Regions from separate parts of the Homo sapiens genome. Here region 1 is linked to region 2. A link is an interaction called in ENCODE POLR2A ChIA-PET data of the cell type or tissue named here. Cell type or tissue: PC-9. All regions are shown on one strand. Each heading gives the region's core, and the rest is flanking DNA. Links, peaks and the distances in the headings are about the cores only.

Evidence for each region. Peaks named below come from ENCODE experiments on the same cell type or tissue, not always from the same donor. Only the 100,000 strongest peaks of a DNase experiment are listed, where the experiment ranks them.
Region 1: POLR2A ChIA-PET joins it to region 2 with 6 read pairs; 2 of 35 experiments call an interaction of 5 or more read pairs at or near these places.

What each region holds. Positions count from the first base shown.
Region 1 is chr4:112,921,696-112,924,195 of GRCh38, reverse strand. It overlaps a transcript of ANK2 not described here. Among named protein-coding and RNA genes, the nearest start is that of ANK2-AS1, 120 kb to the left of the region's middle. In PC-9, for the core only: no CTCF peak of the experiment used is centred there; no DNase peak of the experiment used is centred there.
Region 2 is chr4:112,172,249-112,176,652 of GRCh38, reverse strand. The region is part of intron 1 of FAM241A (family with sequence similarity 241 member A); the gene reads right to left. Among named protein-coding and RNA genes, the nearest start is that of FAM241A, 29 kb to the right of the region's middle. In PC-9, for the core only: no CTCF peak of the experiment used is centred there; a DNase peak (open chromatin) is centred at 2,322; H3K27ac peaks cover 1,695 bases.

The DNA of each region.
Region 1 (2,500 bases), core at 1-2,500, 750 kb before region 2:
GGGTTTCACCATGTTGGCCAGGCTGGTCTTGAACTCCTGACCTCGTGATCCCCACGCCTCGGCCTCCCAAAGTGCTGGGATTACAGGCGTGAGCCACTGCGCCAGCCAGCTCACATCTTTTAGAGATGTTTCAAGAAATCTAAAAGGCCCTTAGTTTTAAAATGTCAGTATATCTTCACCTTTTTAATTAACTTTAAAATCATTTTTATATATCATTCTTCATTTTTTACACTGAGACTTATAGAATTATCTTCCAAGTCATTAAAGCAGAGGTGCGACTAAAGTGTTTCACAACTGGAAGAATTATTATTTTAAAATCTGTGCTGAATTTCAGAGATCATTTCCTTCTGGTTTGAATCAAATTCCAAGAATCTGGGCGTTTTATTATATTCCTTTCCAAATTCCTCCTTCCTCTCTATTCCAATATCTAAAACTTAACAACATAGTAAAAGTGACCAATACTATTTTTTACAACTTTACTCAAGAGATTGCTTAATGTTAATATTTTAGTTCCCATTTTGTTCATTTCACTGTTCAAATTTCAGCACTTGGCCCTTTGGGAGTACTTAAAATGAACATTCTAATTTTAGAGCAGTCATGAATTTTTTGCTTAATATCTAATTCATATTTGCAAAAGACAGTCTTTCTTTCTTTTCAAAAATATCTAGCTCATGTTATTTTTCCCCAATTTTATGTATCACTTGAGCTTGTTATTTTGGGGGATTTCATTAGACAGGTGCTCATTAAAAAAAAAAAATACAGCAACATTTAGCTTTATAATCAGCCTCATTTTGAAAGGAATTCCACAGTATAGAGCTTAACATTTTAGTTAGCAGATTAAGTACCCACTACATACAGCACTCTACTAGGGCAAATGTTTTACCATTATATTTGAAAAAGGCAATGAAACAACAACATTAAAAACACTTTAAAATAACTCTTCAATTTTATCCCTTAGAGCAATTTTTAAAGTATTGGAATATAAATGTATTTAATTTCACTGATGTCTAGTTTAGTGCTATGTGTTGAGTGGGATTAGCTTTGAATCTAGTGCTACTAAATGTCAAAATATAAAAATGTTAAAGATAGAATAATGTGTCCACTACGGTATGCTGATTGATGAAACTGCACCTCTATTTTGGAAGTACATATCTTGTGACATTTAAATCTACACGTCTAATAATAAATTCAAGGTATTTTTTGTAGCTAGAAAAAAAATCCTAGCATTATGTAAGATATTATCTTTTCTTTTAAGACACAGTAAAAACAACTTATCTTTTATAATAATAGAAACAGAGGAGATAACCTAAAATAAGAACTTTATTTCCTCTTCTACTGTAGCTTGGGTTTTGCTAGGTTGGTATCAGTGACAAGGAATATTAGAGAGTCATTTTCAATTAAAGCTGTTTTTCAGGTTTTGACCATAGTTAAATAGGTTAAATACAACACTGAGATTGAATTGTCTACACTGATTATTACATCAAGCTTCTAGGACCTTCCTTTTCATATTCAAATAAGCTCTATATGAAATCTTTGCTCAAAATAACTGACTTACCCCATCTTTGACTCTGTCACACAAGGCTAAACAGTCTATGCTACTATCACAAATATTTCCTAGCAGAACTACATTATTGAATATGCACTGTAGTATCTTTAAATCAAATCCCCTGTCTTTTACTTCTTTGTATCATTTTTCTACAGTCTTGAGAACATTGCTGAAGGTAAAAGTTTCTCAACATTCAGCCTAGTTGGGCTAAATCAGATGAACAGGATTTCATCGTTGGTAAATATTCCTTGTCAATTATTTTGTTAAATGCGGCCCATGTGGATAGTAAAAAAACCCAGTCACAGATTGAATGCAACACCATGAGCCATATATAGGACCCTTGGGCTACATGAAAAGGAGAATTGAACAACCACTTAAGAAAATTAGAGAGGTTAGTGTGAGGAAAAGTAAAGTGCAGCTCAATACAGATATACTCAAAAAATGCTTTCTGTCCTAAAAACTCTTAAAGAAAGAGCCAGTCTCCCCTCTCTAAATCTGCAGTGAAAGGAAACCAAAGGTTCTAGAAACTGGTGTATGTGGGCACACCTAAGACGAGTTAGAGTAGCCCTACAATTTCAAGAATTACAATATTTGAATCAAAAGGAACTTTAGAAGTTATCCAGTTCTACTTCTTCATTTAACAACTCAGGAAATAGGTCCAAAGATGTTAGTCAGTTGTTCGAGGCCATAATGCTAAACAGCACTGGAGCTGGTTACCAGCATCAGAAACTTCTTTCAGACCAGAGTTTTATTCCATCTGGTACCTGTCAGTTGTCAGTTCCCAGAAAAACATATTCAAAGACAAATGAATTAAAGCCTAATTATTATAAATTCTAAGTAGTATCCACAGAAGATCATGCTATTTGACATTTGACAATGAAAAAGTAATAAACTTTTCTTAGCAGCCATGATAACAAACATTTAAACACAGGAAAAAATAGTGGATAATGCAAA
Region 2 (4,404 bases), core at 872-3,371:
AAATTAAAGGTAAACCCTTAAGTAATCACTGGATTTTTGAGAAGCATCTTCAAAGATAATTAAAGCACAGTCTCTTACTTTAGAAATTAGGAATGAAGAGGTTAAGTCCCATAGCCCATTAACAAAAAACCAAGGCTTTCGTAGCAAACAGGACAGATTCAAATCCTGCTCCGTCATGTATCAGCTGTGTGACATTGGGCAAATTACTTAACCACTGACTCTCAGTTTCTTCACCCATAAAATGTGTATAATAATACCTACTTTAGAGTTGTTGTGATAAGAAAACAGATAAAACCTTTTTGAATAAGCACTCAATATATGGTAATTATTATTACTCTATTTTTGGCAGAATTTATATCTTGTGATTTTTACTTCTATTCTCTATTGTACCATGCTGCCTGAGATAATTAATGCCTTAGTGATTATCTTTCTCATGATAATTAAGTTCAGTTGTATTTTTTCAAGTGTTACGACAATTTAATTATATAGAAATTGAAGTGGGATGTTTTCTATGGAACATCTCTACCCACAGAACAATTTGTGCACGTTAATATTGGTAGAACCTGTTTACTCACTTTGGAAAGGGCACAAGCTACATTCTATAAATAGGCTTTTGCTGAGTGAGTTGACGATTTAAGATTCACTTATAACTGTCTTCCTGTGTCCAGTATTACATGTTGTTGTGTTAATGCATATCATTACATATGCAGTATTGAAAGTCTGCTGTTTTTGCCTGTCTAGTATATATACCATATATTCTACTTGATTTAACTTTGGGGAAACCATACTTTACCTGCTTTTAGTCCACGTGTTGGTTGAAGATGTCTCCATTCCCCAGCTCCAAGCCTGCCCAATAAGAACATTTCATTTTCTTTCTTTTTTTTTTTGAGATAGTCTCGCTCTGTTGCCCAGGCTGGAGTGCCATGGCATGATCTCGGCTCACTGCAACCTCTGCCTCCCGGGTTCAAGCGATTCTCCTGCCTCAGCCTCCTGAGTAGCTAGGATTACAGGCACCTGCCACCACACCTAGCTAATTTTCGTATTTTTAGTAGAGATGGGGCTTCACCATGTTGGCCAGGCTGGTCTCGAACTCCTGACCTCAGGTTATCCACCCACCTCAGCCTCCCAAATTGCTGGGAGTACCGGTGTGAGCCACCACACCCGGCTGAACATTTCATTTTCTTGGGAACGTAAATGTAACTCAAGACAGGCCAATGAAAGCTCTAGCCAAGACTTTTACTGCAACTATTGAAAAAGAGACAGGTTTTTTCTGTGTTGTTTTTGTTTTTGCTTGAGAAAAAAACAAACAAACTGTAGTTAGATAGCTGGTGAGTTGTAGGCCATCATATTACTAGGGGGGAAAGCTTGCTAAGAACAAAGCCAACATAAAGTAAAGCCAAGAAATGGATAGAGACGGTTTCATTGACATAATTTAAGTACTCAGATATAGCTAGCATATCTACTTTTGGTCTTTTTCATAACGTAAGCCAATAAATTCCTATTTTCCAAAATCTAGTAGGAGTTGGATTTTTGTCACTTGAAACCAAGAATTCTGACTATAGATGATGATAATAATAATAGCTACCACTAATCAGAATTCACCCATCTGCTAGATATTGTGGTAAGCACTTTACACATTCAGCCAGGGACTAGTAGCTTGGAGATTCCCACTCTAGCAACTGACAGAGAAATGCCTTGGGCATATACACAGTTTTTCAGACTGCCAGGGATGACAGTGATGTCACTTTAAAGCCTGGTTTCCAAGGAGTAAGGGGTCAGAATAGTTTATTGTTCAATTGGTTTCAGTCAGATGTTGAATTTAAGCCCCTTGTGCCATTGAGGCTATTGTCCTGTGTTGATGGGTCTATGTACAGCATGGAGAATGCTTTCAAGTCTACCCCGTATCCTACCATAATTGCTCCTGAGAGGGTGCAGCCTAGCACATGAGCCCTGCTTTCTCGAATTCTCACAGTTGACTTTGATCCCAGGAAGGCTCTTCTTGGCTCCTTCCTTGGTTCTCTCTTTAAAACTTCTGGCTGCTGTGTTGTTTTGACGGTGCCACTAGTAATATGTTTTGATATATTATGGAGCTATCAGCCTCCTATTAATTGCTCTTCACCAAGATCTGTATTGCTTTCAACAACAAACTTAGCCCGGAAAGTTCTCCATTCCCTTTCCCAAGTAAACAAAGTCCTCTCAGGGAAATCTATGGAGCTCTTCACTCACCGGCTTCAGCCACCCAAAGTGCTGGGATTACAGGCGTGAGTCACCGTGCCCAGCCAGATCTGCCTTTCCTCCTGGGCAGGGCTCCTGCACCATTGCACCATTCCCTGGGGTGACACCCTGCTGTAAAATTAGACACTTGAGGTTGGGGAGCAGCCCCTGGTTTTCTGGGTTACCTCTCCTGGGAGGGAACCTCTGCCCTACAGTGAGTGCAGGGAGGGGAAGGTGGGCCTCCGTGTTCTGGACTTGCTGTGCCTCGCTTAGAGACTGGTTAGGGGAAGAGAGACTTGGTTGTCTCAGCTATACCTACCTGGAATTGAGATTCCACAACATGGAGCTAGGAGGAGGAGGGGCAGAGAGCTGAAAAACACCAGAGGCCTACTCCTCCAGGGTGAAACTGCAGCCTGAGATTTAGTATATTTTCTTGAATGAATAATTCTCTATTTGCTGTATACCTTGAGGATGGTTCTTGGAGACTTTAAAAGACTTTTATTTTGTTTTGCTCCATAATTTTCAACAGTTAAATTGCTGCTTTGCTGAGGAGACAGTCTGCTGAATTCCTTACCTCATTGTTCTGGAAGCCCTACCTTGGTTATTTCTGGACATTACTTTTGATGGTGAACTGTGAGACAACTTCTGTGAGGCTGAATCAGAGGACGCTGTATGGTAGGTAGCTAGTTCTCTGGAATCAGTCCTGGGACCGTGAGCACCTTCAAGAGTGTTTATTATTCTTCACATGTACTGTGATCAAACTCTCAGTATAAAAGTTTGACTTATAAGGATCCATTTAATCAGGCAGTTCTTACTAACATTAAAAAAAGGCTTTAAATATATATTTGAAGTTAAATGAATTTTAAAATGGCTCCCTTTTTCTCCTTCTTCACTATCCTTTCACACATATCATTAAGTGGGCAATTTTCCATCATTGTGCAGTAGCCTACCATGTACTTTAGCTGGTAATTAACTCATTTTTTCATTAAGCCTAAAGAAAGTTAACCAGAAACCCAAATCTCAGAATAGTCAGTCCTGTTTTTTCCTTAGTTGCTTTCAATACATTAAATGTCACACTCAAACCTATTTTTTAGAAAAACTTTTAGCACAATTAAAATACTTTCTATCATTATTTATAACTCTCTGGGGAAGTTCTTAAAAAATGTAGAAATATAAAAAGTAAATCAAGAATGCTCTGTAAACATTAAAATGGTCTCCTCCTTCTATGGCCCACATTAAATCTCTGGCAGGGCTGGGCATAGTGGCTCACACCTATAATCTCAGCACTTTGGGAGGCCAAGGTGGGCAGATCATTTGAGTTCAGGAGTGCAAGACCAGCCTGGGCAACATAGTGAGACCCTGACTCTACAAAAAAATACAGAAGTTAGCGGGGTATGGTGGTGTGTGCCTGTAGTCCCAGCTGCTCAGGAGGCTGAGGTAGGAAAATAGCTTCAGCCCAGGAGGCAGAGGCTGCAGTGAACCAAGATCGCACCACTGCACTCCAGCCTGGGTGACAAGGCCAGACCTTGCCTCAAAACAAACACAAAATATCTGGCAGCCCAGAAAGAAAAAAACAGCAAATAAATAAACATATTAACGCATAAATGAACAAATAAAACTATGTTGTCATTTATATTCAGCATAACATTTATAATTATTTGGCTTTAAAAACACTTTAGAACCAATTCAACAAACATTTTTTCTGGTACCTATAAAGTATTAGATAAGTAATATTACATCCTTAACTTTGAGAAGCTAACAATCTAGTGTGGAGGTTAACATTTATAAACAAATACATATATTTTAAGGCAAAATGTGATCAACATTTAAGAGCTGCAAAATGCTTGGCATTTAGTTCAAAAAAGGTCAATTTGGTCATAAACTAAATCAAAAGAATTGGCAAAAAACCCACTAATGCACTGCTTTCAAATATTTAAATGATGTTTTTAAAAATGATATGGTGTGTTTAACTGCTTCTGTATTATTATATAAAAGGATAGCTGGTTATAGCACTGATAAACCACAAACCGATTCTGTGGTTTACAAAACATCTTCACTTCAGAATTTAGTCACCTGCAAAGACTGATTTCTTGCTTTGTATTCCTCTTCATCTCAAAGGTTATCCCTATGTAGATATGCTCTGAAATATGTAAGCCTTGAAAACAACAAGCAATGTTTAAATGAAATTTT